Linked DNA regions of Mus musculus: region 2 is linked to region 1. A link is a loop called in an ENCODE intact Hi-C map of the cell type or tissue named here. Cell type or tissue: left cerebral cortex. All regions are shown on one strand.

Region 1 (8,000 bases):
GGGAGAGAGGAGATCTGGTGATAGTCGTGTTCTTAAGTTTCCTGTGAATGTTGAAATGTGTTCTCTGCCTACTGAGAATCTACTTGAAGGTGCCACAGAGTGGGTAGCCATTGCTGTTCTTTTTCACACAGGATCTCAAGCTCTGTGTAGCTAAGGATAACCTTGACCGTCTGAGCCTATTGCCTCTCCCTCACAAGTGCTGGGATTACAACCATGGGTCACCATGATTAGTTCGTGTGCTCCTGGGGCTTTGTGTGTACTAGGCAGGCACTCAACAATTACATCTCCAGCGAACAAAGCCCTCCCTGAAGACTCCCAAACTACTGCACTCTTAAAAGGATTTTTAATTTTTTTGATGTTATAATTATGTCATTTGCTCCTTCCCTTTCCTCCCTTTAAGTCCACCCATGTGCCACTCTCCCTCCTTGCTCTCTTTCAGATTTGTGGTCTCTTCTTCTTTAAGTTTTCTTTAAGTGCTAGTGTGTGTGTGTGTGTGTGTGTGTGTGTGTGTGTGTGTGTGTGTGTGTGTGTGTTCCTACATATGTAAGCACAACATGTTTGGTGTATATAATGTTTCTTTTATGTATTTTTTGAGACTCACTGTTTGCTATTGGATAACGTGCTCTTCCTTGGGGAAGACTTTCTCCCTCTCTCAGGCTTCCTCAGTTGCCTGTAGTTCTTTGTCTGGGGTTGAGAGCTTATTAGCTTTCCTCCTTCTACATTAGCATGTCTGTTGGTGCTTTCCTTGTTCAGGTCATGTTTAGGCAGCTATGGTGTTTAATCCTCATCTCCAGGAGACACACTATCTTAGCAAACTTCTTGTACCTCTGGCTCTTAATTGGCCCTGTCTTCCACAGTCTTCATGGAGTCTTAGATGCAGGATTTGTGTTGTAGATGTATCAGTTGGGACTGGGTTTCACAGCTCTGCAATTTATTTATTTATTTATTTATTTATTTATTTATTTATTTATTTACTTATTTATTTTTAGTTGTAGTTTTCTGTAGTGGGCTCCTGCTGCAAAAAGATGTTTCCTTGATGAGGTGTGAGGTCTCCACTTATCTGTGGGTATTGGGGTAATATTTAGAGTATAGTTGGGGATCATGATGGTTTACTAAAGTAGCAGTAGTAGGTTTTTCAAGATCTACAACTTCACTACCCCTAGGTAGTTGGCTAGGTTCCCAGTACCAGGCACGGCTTCCCTCTTGTTAAGTGAGTCTTAATTTCAATTAGAGAGCTGTTGGTTACTGCCAAGGTATGCCTGCGTGAGAACATTGTATTTATATAGGTGGCTGGGTAAAGTGGCACAGACCATTAATCCCAGTACTTGCCAGGCAGATGCAAGTGAATCTCTGAGTTTGAGGCCAGCAGAGAGAATTCCAGGACAGCTAGAACTACATAGAGAAACTCTGACTCAAAAATAAATAAAAGTGCACATTTACGTATATATGTATGTATGTATGTATGTATATGCAGCTCACATGTATTATAGGTATTAGGTTGCTAGATAACACTTTGATTCCTCATAACTCTCAGACATCCTTATGGTTATTTTACTCTTCCCCTTCTGTATTTATCTCCCTCCCCTCTTCCTAACTATCCCCACCCCAATTTTTCCTGTTCTCAGTCCCCCCTTCCCCCATTTTACTTTCCTGGTTTGTACAGTTACTCCAGGTTCTATATTCACACCTCAATAGTTGAGCTGGGAGGCTCCGATGACAGGGAACATGCAGTATGTGTCTCCCTGGGTCTGGGCTTCCTCGTTCAATATGATTTTCTAGTTCCACCCATTTATATGCAGTTACCTGTCCATGAGCTCATCTTCTTCCAGCTGAGAGGTATCCATAAAGGGCATAGTGTGTATGTAGCACATCTTTACTGTCCATTCATTGCATGAAGGCCATGGACTTCACTTCATAGCTGCTGTGAGCAGAGCAGTGGTGAACATGGCTGAGCAAGTATCTGTGGAGTAAGATGTTGAGCCTTTGGACAGATGCCCAGGAATGGTATAACTAGGTCGGATGGCAGATTTATTTTTAACATTTTGAGAATTCTCCACACTGATTTCCAGAGTGACTGGGTCAATCTGCAGTCCCAACAACCCACATCCCCTCCAGCATTTGCCAAACCAACCACTTTCCCCTTCTCTCTTGAGTCTTGAGGAAAGATACAGATGTGATCTAAATGAAAAGCTTGCTAAATTGAAATCGCATTTCTCCATTATACCCACAAAACTGTTGATTAACACTTAATTAACCGAATATCATGTGGCAAAATAGAAGTGAACTTTTAGCAGTCCAGCCTCCAGCTGGAGTCAGTGAGCCCAGCTCTAAGCTAAGAATGTGACAGGCTGAGGAACAGCCCTTCCAGGATGCGACAACTGTCTTAGAGCCAAGAACTGAGTCCCCACGGCCACCCATCAGGCTCCCCATAAGCATCTCTATGTACTCAGTCCATCAGTGTTGGTGTGGTCAGCTGAGCATTCCCCACCTTTGTCTCATCAGCTGTAGGTCACTGTGAATGTCTCCAGGCCTTTGTGATGTATCTTCAGCAAGCTACTCTCAGGTTTTAAAGTAACCTTTTCTCCCTCTGCAGATGACCTCCTCTTGTCTGCAGAGAAAGAATGAGAATGAATCAAACTTATTAGAACATTTTGCAACTTTAATATACCATGACTCTGGCAAAAAGTTACTCTATGAATAATCAAGTCATGCAGGTCTTTCCTCAATGCCAGGGACAGTTAGGTCTATAGTTTTTCGTTTTCTCCATTACTTTTTTCTCCAAGGACATTTTTCTCTTCTTTTCTTTTCTTTTAGAGATTTATTTCTTTATTATATATAAGTACACTGTAGATGTCTTCAGACACACCAGAAGAGGGCATCATATCTCACTACAGATGATTGTGAGCTACCATGTGGTTGCTGGGATTTGAACTCAGGACCTCTGGAAGAGCAGTCAGTGCTCTTAACCGCTGAGCCATCTCTCCAGCCCAACATTCTTCTTAACTCATTAGTTTTGTATTGTTAGTGAATGGCAGGCAGCTGAATACACAAGAGTTAGTGGTAAATGCAATCTCCACCAATTGAGCATTCCCTTTTCAGAAGTTTGTGCCTGTGCTGTGAGTTGTTTAACTTACTTTTTGTTGTTCTTTTGAAATAGGGTCTTACTGTATAGCCCAGGCTGGCTTTGAACTTGTGAACTTCTGGCCTCAGCATTTCTCATCTGAGTGCTGGGACTTGATTCACCAAAATCAGTTTGTGATCTGTGATAACGACTTTGGGGGAGAGGGGTAAGAAATAGAGAGTGAGTACATCGGCGTCTTCCAGAGTTGGCAGGCCTCCAACTTGTATTGCCGAAGCTAGCCTTGAACTCAGATCCGACACCTCCTGGGTGCTGTCTGTGATGACAGACTTACAGGACCACTCCTGGCCTAAAGCTTTTGATGGCATGAATCTTCTTCTGGTGTGGACAGGGGAAGGAGGGTGTTCTTAGTTTGCAAGATGAGAATAAATCAAGCCATCCTCACTGTTCTGCTGAGAGCAATGGACTTTGTGTGTCCCATACCCAATGTCAAGAGCCATGGATCTCAGGTCTTCAACTACAAGAGTTGTAAGTCTTTACAGGATAGCTGGAAGGGACTGGAAACAGCAGACATCAGAATGCAGGTCTAGAGAGCTCAATGTGTCTGAGTGGACTTTCCAGTAGAAGAGTAAATTAAAAAAAAAATCTTTAATGTTTTTTTATTTTCAGCATCCGTGCAGTTTCCCCTTTCCCTAGTGAAAGGGGGAATGAAGAGCCCAACACTCACATCGCGGCATCAGCAATGAAGTTGAAGTATGCACACATCAGATTCCTAATGAGAGCATCCTGAGGGGAAGCCCGAAGTGGGCTAGCTCAGGCAGACACTTCCCTAGAGTAGTAAAGCTGTGTGGGGCCTGGAAAAGCCATGTGACATAATCATAGGCTGTGTACTCACACATCCTCTCTTTCCAAAGAGGAAGACAGTGGTCCCCGCTAGGTTTGTGACATCCTAAGTTGTGCTGTAGGCCTGGAGCACCATCTTGTGGTCAGGATCAGGCCAGAACTAAAAAAGAAAAAATAACCCCCCCCCCTTTTCTTCTTTTTTCGATATTTTGATTTTTTTATATTTATTTACATTTCAAATGTTATCCCGTTTCCCCCCACCTCCAGAAAACCCTCTATCCCATCCCTCCTCCCCCTGCTTCTATGAGGGTGTTCCTCCACCTACCCACTCCTGCCTCCCCGCTCTCCATTCCCCTACACTAGGACATTGAGCCTTCACAGGACCAAGGGCCTCTCCTCCCAGTGATGACCAACAAGGCCATCCTCTGCTACATGTGCAGCTGGAGCCTTGTGTACTCCTTTGTTGATGGCTTAGTTCCTGGGAGCTCTATGGGGTCTGGTTGGTTGATATTGTTGTTCTTCCTATGGGGTTGCTAACCCCTTCAGCTCCTTCAGTCCTTTCTCTTAACTCCTCCTTTGGGGACCCTGTGCTCAGTCCAATGGTTGGATGCAAGCATCCACCTCTGTATTTATAAGGCCTCTCAGGAGACAGCCATATCAGGCTCCTTTCAGCGAGCATTTCTTGGCATCCACAATAGTGTCTGGGTTTGGTGACTGTATATGGGATGAATCCCCAGGTGGGACAGTCTCTGGGTGGCCTTTCCTACAGTCTCTACTCTACACTTTGTCTCCATATTTGCTCCCGTGAGTATTTTGTTCCCCTTTCTAAGAAGGACTGAAGTACCCACACTTTGGTCTTCCTTCTTCTTGAGCTTCATGTGGTCTGTGAATTGTATCTTGGGTATTCGAAGCTATAAAAATAGCTCTTGTTTGTACCTTTCTTAACCAGAACTATAAAATACATTCTCTTGTGACTACCTAAGACGTTGAGAATAATGTTTTCCGTTTTTTATATGCATATAGTAAAATATGCATCCATAATATGCAAAGTAACAGAACTTATGTACGCTTAGAGGTTTGAGCTTCTACTTTTGGTGTAGAACCTTTCGGGCTCAAAAAAAGAAAAATAGAGTGAGAAAAGGCAGGGGATATATAATAATACATAATAAAGTGTAATAAATGACTATCTTTCTCCAGTGCCAAATAATCACTGTCTTTATAACTCAATAATTCCCTTAATTCCCTTACACTTGTGGGGTTTTGGGGGGGAGAGGGAGTTAAGAAAGGGTTTCTCTGTGTAGCCCTCACTGCCCTGAAACTTGCTCCATAGACCAAGGTGGCCTCAAACTCAGTGAGGTCTGCCTGCCTCTGCCTCAAAGGCACATACCACCACCACCCTGTTCCCTGCGATTCTTATGATTGCCTAGACAATGTGGATAAGGCATTGGTCAAAGAGCCAGCACTCTGGGTAAGCACTGGATGAACTTAGTCCAGTGCTCTCCTCAACAGCCTGTAGTCCGCACGTTCCTCTTACCCATGTATAAAGTTTATTCTAGGATCATGAAAAGTTGTGTAGAGATGGATCCAACATTTTAAGCAATTTCATATGGAACTATGGAAAATGCTGATTTTTCCGCATGTTCCAACCCATTGCTGCATTTCAGTGGTTTAAAAAAAAAAAGACTTAAAATAAATATAGCCTAACAACTTGAGTTCAAAGACTGTTTACTTAGAAGTGTGTTGAAAGTATATTCCTTATGAAAAATGTGGCTGTTTTTGCTTGCAGGCTATTTTATATATACTGTAGTTACATTTGTTCCCTGTGTGGCTCTATCCATCTATGTACAGGGTTTAGCAGCTTGAAAGCTGAAGGGAAGTGTCACAGGCCGGTTTTTACACCCAAACTGCTTCCTTTTGCCTCTCTCTGAGTTCAGCCAATATCAAGCAAGTGGAAGTAGACTAGGAATTCAACTTTTCATCCCTAGCAGACTGGGAGGTTCGAGGGCAGTGTGGTTTTAAACCTTCCTAATGCTGTGACCCTTTACTATAGATCCTCATGTTGTGGCGATTCCCCCAACCATACAATTATTCTCATTGCTACTTTGTAACTGTACTTTGGATGCTGTTACAAATCATAATGTAAATATTTTTGGAGATAGCACTTTGTCTACAGGGTCTCCAACCACAGATTAAGAACCACTGTTATACAGCGAAGAGCAGGGAGGGAGGCAAAGAGAAGGAAGACCTGCCCACCGTTTGTTATACTTTCTAGTCATCTCTGTAGTCATCATCACTTGTCATGTCACCAGAAGGCATGGCACCGGGAGCATACAGATGGGATCATAATGAAATTAGAGACAGGTAATCATTCCACCTAAGTGAACGGAGGTCCTGTACCCAAAGATAGGCAAGATAGGTGTGGGTAGGAATTCAGCGAGGTCACCAGACGCTACCGGGGATTGAATTCTCCGTCAGCCACGTAGGTTAAAGTTTTGCAAACTGTCCTAGACCAGAACTCAGGTTTCACTGAGTTTGCCAGCGAAATCGCCAAAGACTAAGAAGAACGCTTACTTAAAGAAACCTGCAACAGATTCTAGGTGGGCTGTGGCATTTTGCACATGCTGGGGCGGGGAGGGGGGGGGGGTTGTTCACCATGCTTGTTGTCTTGTGTTACATGGATGTAACTGACTCCATGGTGTTTCCGAGATACTTTTGTGAAGCTTACTCATGGAGATGTCAAGCTAACGACACTGGCACTGCTGGGTATGGTCTGTTATTCTTGCGATTAACTGAAACTGAAGTTAAAGCAAAACAAAACGAAACAAAAAAAATAAAATTAAAGAAAAACAGAAACAGTGAACCAGGAAGATGAGTTCCAGGCCAGCCTTAACTACTAACGGGATTCAACAAATTAAAAATCAACATTTTACTAAACCTACTGCTTTAGACAACTAGATTCTTCTCACATGCCCTCTGGAAACAGTCTCTGTTAGCTTTGATAATGTGTCTGTTACACAAGACACAGGTTCTACCTCTCTGGCCAGACTCAGCAAGAGGGTTTTGTTTCTCAGGTGGGTTGAGATGTGACTGAGCAGAGGCTGGGGTTGCTGGGGCAGCTAGCTGCCTTCTCCACCCCACTGTTGGAGGCCTTCCCTGCTCAGACCGCAGCATTAAACCATACTGTCTCTCATCTCAAAGGCGTTTCTTTCTAGCTTCAGAATGAATGCTGGGAAGACTTTTGTCACAGGCCTGGGGACTCCGGCTCTTGTTTTCAAAGTGGGGCAGACCTATAGAGACCAGAAACAATACAAAACAAACTCAATGTTATAGCAATCTCGCTCTGGCCTGCAATCATCCCCTACCCTTGTGATCTCTGTCAAATGAACTTAGAAGAAATACAGGGCTTCATGTAGAAGACAGACAGGGATTATTACAGAATAATGAGAGTGGCTACTGAGGAAAACTCTCACAGGTGACTGGCTAATGAGACCATTACAATGACACTATGTGACACTATATAGCTTAAGAGGCTATATACTGTATCTTCTAGTGTCTGGAAGAGTTTTCCTGAGGCATGTTTTCCGGTTTATATGATCAACTGACCCTTTTGAATTAACTCTTGCTGTGTGTTGGGGGTGGGAGGGAATGTTGTCTCTGTCCTTTGAGAGTTCTCTACTAGAAAGTAACTTTCGGACACTTAGGGCAGTGCAGAGAGTCATGTCTCCACCCAGTGCCAGAGATGACTCGGATTCTATTTTTTTATCCAGAAATCAAATAACAGGACAGAGGGAAAAAAGCAAGAAAAGGTTTTAAAGCTATTAAAACAGCTGGGCTTTTATCAGGTGGAAATGGGTTTCCCTCTGTGGGCCCTATGCATGCACCAGAACTTCCTCCCTTTCATAAAGCACTTGAAAGCTTACTAGTATTTCCTTCCCTCCTTTTTACCTATCAGTCTTTCCCACACGAATGTGCATTGTTAGATACAGGTGGGCCTGGAAGCTGGTGAAGAAGCAGGGGTCCTGATGAGAGCAGGCTGTGTCCTTCTGTAATAAGCCTATTTTGGGTAAAAGTTTCAAAG
Region 2 (8,000 bases), 550 kb before region 1:
AGTGGTTGGTTTGCTAATTTGTCAGTTTATTCTGATTTCCCTCTGATTACATGGCATCTTACAATTTGATGTAAACACACAGTTACCAGGCATCTGAACAACTTTTGACCTGAAATAGTTATAAGGAGACAAAGAAGTAAGAACTAGCTCCGTCATGAAGGAGTTGGGACTCTCTATTTGTCTTTCTAATCTGAAAAGCATAGAACTTCCCTTCTCATGGTCTTGGTCCATTCAAAACCATAAAATTCTAATTGAATTGCTAGGCTGTAAGCTGATTTAATAACTACTATCTTTACAATCAAACACGTGAGTCTGCAGCAGTGATTACAATGGCTTGGTTTCCTGGATACCTAGAGACTCATGGCCAAGAAGTGGCTGCTATTCCCTTTCATAGGCTCTTCATACCTTATGGTGCTTTTTACAGTCTGGGACTTAGATGAGGGGCTGGCTCACCCAGCTGCCTGACCTGACCTGCCTGACTGCATGTCCTCCTCTGGATAATGGAACTGAGGCCACTGTTTCCCTGTGTCAGGACACTGTCAGCAAGAGTAGGAATAATAACTGTCAGGCATGCAAGATCTAGTGTGTTTTCATTGCACTGTGCTTGCTCTGCTAGGAAGGTGGCTGCTTGCACAAAAGATAATTATCTGAAAGGTCATCTTCATTGGAAGTGAGGGACCACCATGGGGCAAAGAATAGTCTACTGACATAGAGGTCTTTTCATATATATTTTTGAGGATGCTGCTTCCCTAAGAAAGAAAACAAATCTCTGATTTCTGAGGTGAAGCACACAGAAAATTATTGCTTAGTTCAACTTGGGACTGTGGTTCCTAATTTTGTGATATAGAAAAGGACTTTTATGTTCTATGATGGTGGGTCTCAACTCATTCATTTATTCTAGTACTTCACATCTATACTAGCAATTTAGTAAATATTTGATTAAACAAATGAATGGACAAATCAGCAAATTTCTCAATGAGATTAATTTTGAAGCATTTTTTGGTAGTTTTTTGGTGGTTAAAATCCAAACAGTTGATAGTGATTCTTTTAAATGCATTTAAATTTTGCTTAAGTAACACAAACATGGAAATCTGTGTTTGTAAAACAAATGAAAATAGCTATATAGTTTTGCAAGTGAATAGCAATAGGTCATAAGGTAGTTAATTCCTCTATTCTGGCTTTGGGTGGTTTCCCAAGTTCATGGAAAAACGAGAAAGATTAGGGCAATGCACTGATTTTCATAAGGCTAAACCTTTCAATGTAGAATAGTTTTTGTTATTTTTTAAAAAACTTGCAAATAAAGCATCACCTTCATAAGACTCCATGAACTTCTGAAACACCTGGAACATGGCATTTAGAAAGGAAGCTGTGGAGTGTCACATTACAATTTTACACTTTTACTATTCACGCACTTATTCACCACCAAAAGCAACAAAACAAAAAACAAAACAAAACAAAAAAACCAAAACAAGATCCATGACAGCATTATAACTAAAAATAAGATTTTTAAATCCTCCTTCATAACTGTGTGCATTACCTGCAGTCAAGTCAGTCCTTCCTGATATTCTTATATCCAGGGTTGCTTCTTTCTCCATACCCACATGCATCTTTGACTGCATATTACAAATACTATTGGCTTTTTCTCATGAGAGAGAACATGCAGTTCTTTCGGGAAAGCTGATAAAGTGGCAGAGCTTAGATTAAAGCCAATGGCTTAAAATGTATATTGTAATAAGAAATAGAGCCATATGATAGGACAGCCAATAGAAAAAGGTTTTATATCCTGATAATTATGGAAATGGCAATCAATTAGCATACTAGTTATAAACAACTATGCATCACTCACTATATTCATCAGAGCCCTTCCTTGTTTTACTTAACCCATTCTTGATATTTTATTTTTAGCTTAACTCTCTAAGCTTAGTCATTACAAATAATTTAGGGTCAATTCAACCATAAATAAACAAGCTTTATCAAGTTTTCCCTTTTGGAGGGCGGGGGTGTGTGAAGGGTGTTCAAGACAGGGTTTCTCTGTGTAGCCCTGGCTGTCCTGGAACTCACTCTGTAGACCAGGCTGGCCTCGAACTCAGAAATCCACCTGCCTCTGCTTCCCAAATGCTGGGATTAAGGTCATGGGCCACCAATTTCAATTGTAGGTGCTAATCCCAACAACAGTTCACTCAAAATGGGAAGATCCAAAACTGGGAGAATCTCAGATTTCCCAGGGGCGTTGGAAACAGCAAATGAGCAAGTATGCAAGGTAGATGTAGGATTCATACTGAATTAGAAGCCAAAAGCAGTCGAATTGGACATTTCGACTATAGGATAAGAGTCCCCGAACAAATAGAAAAATGTCTCCAAACCTACAGCAAACTTAATTTCACAGTGCTTTTGGTTTTAATGATCTATACTGTTCTTGGAAATGGTCGTATGTTTAACACAATATTGTAGTATATTAGGCATTTGTTTTATTTCGGCACAAACAAAAACCGGGTTTTAACATTAGTGGGCTCTGGATCCTCCAGAAGGTATCAACTAATGAACAAACCCAGGAGCTTGTACAGTGTAAGAAGGCCGGGTTGATTCTGAGGCGCTGCAACACCTAGCTAAAAACAGGACACTGGTTTCGCAGTCTGCAGGTAACTCAAGCACAAACCCTGCTTTCAAGTTTCTGGCTGGGCTCAAGTACCCATCCCTAGGCCACGTGCCCTAGAAAAACACAGGAGCAGTTCTAGGACGTAGAACCTTCCTCCTCGCACCCCACGCCCTTTCCCAGGACTACCTACCTACTAGGGCCAAGCTCAGCCCCGCCAGCCCACAACACAACACTCCCCTCTCCCCCTTCCGGAAATTCCCCCGCCCACTACCCACGTGACCCACCACCTTCGCGCTCCACCAATCAGAAGCCACCTCAGCCTACTGGGGTCTCCGACGCTCCTCTTTTGAAAACGCAGCCTACGTCTCCTGCACCAGGCCCCGCCCCCCAGGGCGCTGACTACGCCCATTCCTTAATCCACCCCTCTCCCCCCTCCCCACCACGTTCAGACCCCACTTCTCCCTGCGCCCTCCCTTCCCGGGCTTCGCCCCACCCCGCCCCCGACCGCGCGCCCGCCCCGATCTCGCGAGATCTGACGTGCCCGCCGCGGCCTCCCGCCTCCCCTCCCGTCCTCCCGCCCCCTCCCCCATCTCTCCACTCTCCGCTCTCCTCCCTCCCTCCTCCCCCCTCCACCCTCTGGGCCGGATCTCGTCTCGCTGAGGCGGAGGAGGAGAAGGAGGAGGAGGACGTTCGGCCTGCGCAGTGAGATGTTTGTCCGTCGCCGCCGCCGCCGCCATCGCGGAGGAGCGCGATAAAGGGAGCCGAGCCCGGCGCGAGGGGAAGCCCGCGGAGCCGCCGCGCCAGCGCAGCCCCCGGCCGAGCCCGAGCCGCCCGAGCCCGAGCCGCCGCCCCCGCCGCCGCGGCCGCCCAGGGGCCGGCCCGCCGCCCAGCCCAGCCCGGGGGCCGCGCCGCCGCCCCCCGCCGAGCCCCGCGGCTGCCCTCCCGCCTTCAATGTGACACCGGCGCCTCCGAGTGCGAGCCGCAGCCGCCGCCGCCGTCAGCGCCGCCGCCGGGGAGGGGCCGAGCACCATGTCGAATCTGAGCAAAGGCACGGGCAGCCGGAAGGACACCAAGATGCGGATCCGGGCCTTTCCGGTGAGTCGGTCCTCGGCGCCCGGGACCGGGAGCCGCGGCCCGGAGCCGCACGCGAGGCCGGGGCTGAACTCCGCCAACAGGCCGCAGCCGGCCTCCCCTCCCCCCACGGCCGCCGCCGGTGGCGGAGCGCGAGGCTTCCCGGCAACGGGGCGGCGCGGGGCCGGGTCGGCCACCTCCGGGGCCGTTCCCCGCGCCCCGGCCGCCCCGGGGCCTCCTTCGCTCGGGCCTCGGGGGCCGCGGCCCTGAGGGGATGCGCGCTGTGGCCGCCGCACCCGTCGCGTGGGGCGTGTGTGTAACTTTTAGCGTGCGGTTTCCAGAAGGAGCCGGCTCGGCTTTTACGGCGGTGGGGAGGACTGTCCACCTCTGCTCGACTCCGTAGTCAGGGGCGGTCTTGCCATCCCACTGCCCCACTCACTGACAGAGATGCTAGAAATGCCCACTGGCAAAACACTAGGAGCATAGTATTTATAGCATCCTTGATCCTGCAAAGCTTCCTAAGCGCTTGACCCACTCCGGTTCAGAATCGCCCCTCCACTTCTTGGAGGGCCAGGCACAGCTTTTCCGTGTCTTAGTCAAGGAGGTCCCCAAGAATAGTTGCCACTCAGACTTGTTTTACCTTGTACGTTTTTAGCGACAGCAAACATTTGCTCTTCAGAAACTTTTCCTCTTGGCGTTACGTTGAGTCATAGGCTTGCGGTGTTTAGTAGATGGAGTAGTATGTAACTTTGGATGTCATGCCTCGATCAGATAGCCAGTGGCAGGCAATTAAAATGTCCTGTTGTAACAAACTGGACGTACTTGCTCGTGTCGCTACAGTGACAGGTAAATGTCAAATAGACAAGCCATCAGTGGAGCAGAATTGTAAAAGTAAAACGGAGGGAGGTTGTTTTTCCCTTCTAAGACTCATAAGCATTCTGTCGTGTGGGAGGGGAAGGGGGCCTTTGTCATCACTTTTTGAACAGGCTTTTCCTGAAGTACCCTTTGCTGTGAGGAATGAAAGACCACGATAGTATTGTCTGAGTTAAGTAACTTTGCCTTGGAGAACTTGAGGGCCTCTGAATTCCTCATCCCAAAGAAGTGTACAAGCGATGCAGAATTGTGACTTTGCAAGGGACATATTGTCAGCATGTAAAAACTTGCACCTTTATGTAAATAAATGGGCTCTATGTTAACATGTAGGGTATAATCAGGAGGACGAGATACTTTAATAATAATTGCATTATGAACGATTTTTTTAAGTAAATAAGAGATTACACCAGAAAGTGAGAAATGCTAGAAACACAGTGCCAATAAAGGTAACTATTATGTTTTCCTTTGTAATTGGACAGTGAGCCAGGTTTATGAACTTGAATAATTTCCCTACCTAATCAACCACCCAAGTGATTGTCAAATCCACATCCTTCCCTCTTTTTTTTTAAGCGAATTCAGACATGGTTGTTTTTTATGTTTTAATTTTTTTTTAATCAACTATGACACTGATTTTTCTAGGAAATATTTACTCTTGGTTCTGTTGTTTCTTTGTTGTTTAGTAAAATGTGAAAGAGCTTATATTTGACCAGTTAATATTTTTCAGAGTAACCGGTTCTACCTTTATCTGTGTTTGCAGCTCTTTGACCTCTAGGTTTCTCTACTTGAACCTGTTTTCCTCTCCCCATATACTGAGTACTGTATGCAGGCACTGTTTATTCCTAGAGCTTTAGGACTTAGCAGTAGATGTGAAAAAGGAAAAGATCAGTGGTTTCTGGAGCTAGCATTAGGGATTAGAAGCAGGAAGAGAATTTTGTACCATTAGCTGAATGAAGATGGTATTAGTGTGTGATAGGCTAGTACTAAAACTGAGATTTTTGTTTTGTTTTTTGTTTGTTTTCCAGTTCATAAGTAAATAACCATAAGTTGTTCCCATTGAAATAATTGGCTATTGTTGAGGCTAAATAATGCTCCAGTGATATTTTATTGAGTTCTGGGAAGTGAGTCCATTAGGCTGTCAGAATTGCTTTCATTCAGATTAGATGTCTTGTATATAAGTACAACCCACTTGGATTCTTAGAAGTTAAAATACATAGTATTTCATACACAAAAAATACCATTTATGTTTATTACATGTGTGTATTCCTACAACTGTTATGTGTTATACTATGTGGATATGTAGTTAGCTATAAGTAATGGCAGTTGCTCATTTCAGGTTTTTTATAAAATGGATGTATAAAAGGAATGAAGTAAGTTTAGACTTGTTTGATTTTTCATTGTACAATAGTGGTAAGTTAACTTACAGAATATATTTCATATATAGATGAGTACTTTATCAAAAAAGTACTTTATTAAAGTTCTACCAAATCAGGTTCTCTTACATTTTTAGTGCATATTTTAAGTTTGCTTTCACATTTTTAAGCAGAATAAAAGTTACACCACATTAGCTTAACTTATATTTTAAGTTTTTTCCCCTCCCTCAGTTTAAACCTACAAAATTTATTTACAAGATCAAATTTTTCTGTATTTTTAACTGTTGTCAGAAAAAATCCCTTAATTTTTAGACTTCCCTTCATTATGTAGCGTATAGCTTATTATACATCTTTCTGTTGGTCATTATTTTAAGAAGATTTTTAAATTACGCGTGTGTTCAATTGTACATATGAATGCTGAAGGTACCTGCAGAGGGTGGAGTCAAATACCCTGGAGCTGGAATTATAGGCCCTTGTGAGCTACCCATTCCAATGCTGGGAACCAAAATTCTGGTCTGCTGCTGGAGCAAGGGACACTTTTAACCACTGCACCACTCTCCAGCCCCTATTGATAATATTTTGAAATTCTTATCAAACTATAAGTTGGAGCTACAGAAGATTAATAAGAAGGGAGTTTGGTTGTGTATGGATTTGAGCTAAGTAATTCCTTTGGAAAAGATATTTTCCTTTTTCCACATGTTTTAATTCATACATTCTCAGCTCTGTATAGTCCATTGAGTTAACCTTTCTCTGAAAAGCCATTCCTCGTCGTATTGTCCAGAATTTTTGTTCCCATGGGCTTTAACAGGCTCGATTGGAATTGAACATGTGATTCTTGAATAAAAATGCTATCCTTAGATTTAGGAGACACTGAAAATCACTTCTACTTTCTGACCGTTCTCTTAAAAGTGCTACCATGGAGTTCTAGAAGTAATGTCAGTTCATAGTTTATACAGCTTGCTAAATCATAACAGGGACAACTCTTGATGTAATCTCCATGATTGTAGATGAATTTCACCTGTGCAACATGGTCAGCAAATGGTGCCTACAAAGTGACAGACAAAAATGTTAAGATCATTCATGACAGACATTAGAGCATGAAGAGATGAGGACTTGGGTATATAGTTGATGTTTCTTCTATTTCTAGCTACAAAAGTATTTGCCAGATTTAAGGGACATCTTTGATCTTCATGATAGGTTTATTTCCTGGAGAAGGTACTTGGTACAGAGAAGTATCTGGACTGTATATATAGGAGAATAACAGTTTATTCACACAAAGCCAGGAATTAACTGTAAATCTATTTTCATCCTCTGTTTCTTACAGAGAAATTATGTAGGAAGGTGTATCAAAATGTTGCTTACACTGAGACTTATGCTTTCGACTTAATAGCAGTTAATGTTTCCTTGCTTTAGAAATTAGAAAGCAAAAGAGAAAAAGGAAATAAAAAGCATAATATTAATTTTCATCTTTAAAATTTTTTTATGTACATGAGTGTTGTTGCCTCCTTGTATGTCTCTGCATCATGTATGTGCCTGTTGCCCTTGGATGTCAGGGGAAGGCATCAGATCCACTGGAACTGGAGTTGCAGATGGTTGCTAGCCACCATATGCATTCTGGGAACTTCGTTCTGAGCCATCTGCAGGTGCTTTTAACCATTGAGCCATTTCTCAAGTAGCTTACTTTGTTTCTTAGTTATATGTGTGTGCTTATGCCCATAAGTATAGATGCCTATGGAGACCAGGAGAGGGTAATGGATCCCCTAGAGTTGGAGCTATGGGAAGTTGAGAACTGAGGACTTGGTTGTTGGGAACCAAACTGGGATCTTCTGCAAGAGCAATACACATTGTGCTTAGTCAGCTCTTCTGCTCTAGTCTACTCAACAATGTCCTTTTAGATATAACAGCAGTTCAGAAGACTCTATGTATGGATATATGCATGCATGTGAGAAAGGAGTCTGTTATTAACTTATGTTTGTGTGTGATGTGGGTATGTGTGTCTGTGGATGTGTTTGAGGAGGTCAGAGAACTTTGGGTGTCCTCGTCTGTCACTACCTTATTTCCTTGTGATATGTTCTCTCACTGAACCTGAA

What was found. A loop is a pair of places that touch in the nucleus more often than their neighbours do. Peaks named below come from ENCODE experiments on the same cell type or tissue, not always from the same donor. Only the 100,000 strongest peaks of a DNase experiment are listed, where the experiment ranks them.
Region 2: a loop joins it to region 1, with 2.7 times the contacts of the local background. A loop is called at or near these places in 2 of 42 quality-filtered maps.

What each region holds. Positions count from the first base shown.
Region 1 is chr1:79,782,729-79,790,728 of GRCm38, reverse strand. It overlaps Gm39666 (a long non-coding RNA gene), which reads right to left and starts at 2,478. Exons shown (of 3, transcript XR_865569.3): 1 at 2,447-2,478; 2 at 1,804-1,960. In left cerebral cortex, CTCF peaks have their summits at 2,878 (motif pointing right) and 4,052 (motif pointing left); a DNase peak (open chromatin) is centred at 4,002.
Region 2 is chr1:80,335,937-80,343,936 of GRCm38, reverse strand. It overlaps Cul3 (cullin 3), which reads left to right and starts at 3,247. Exons shown (of 16, transcript NM_016716.5): 1 at 3,247-3,691. The coding sequence starts at 3,626. Gm39667 (a long non-coding RNA gene) reads right to left here and starts at 3,024. Exons shown (of 2, transcript XR_865570.2): 1 at 2,787-3,024; 2 at 1-2,709. In left cerebral cortex, no CTCF peak of the experiment used is centred here; DNase peaks (open chromatin) are centred at 3,238, 3,608, 4,126, 4,340 and 2 more places; H3K4me3 peaks cover 3,050 bases; H3K27ac peaks cover 2,130 bases.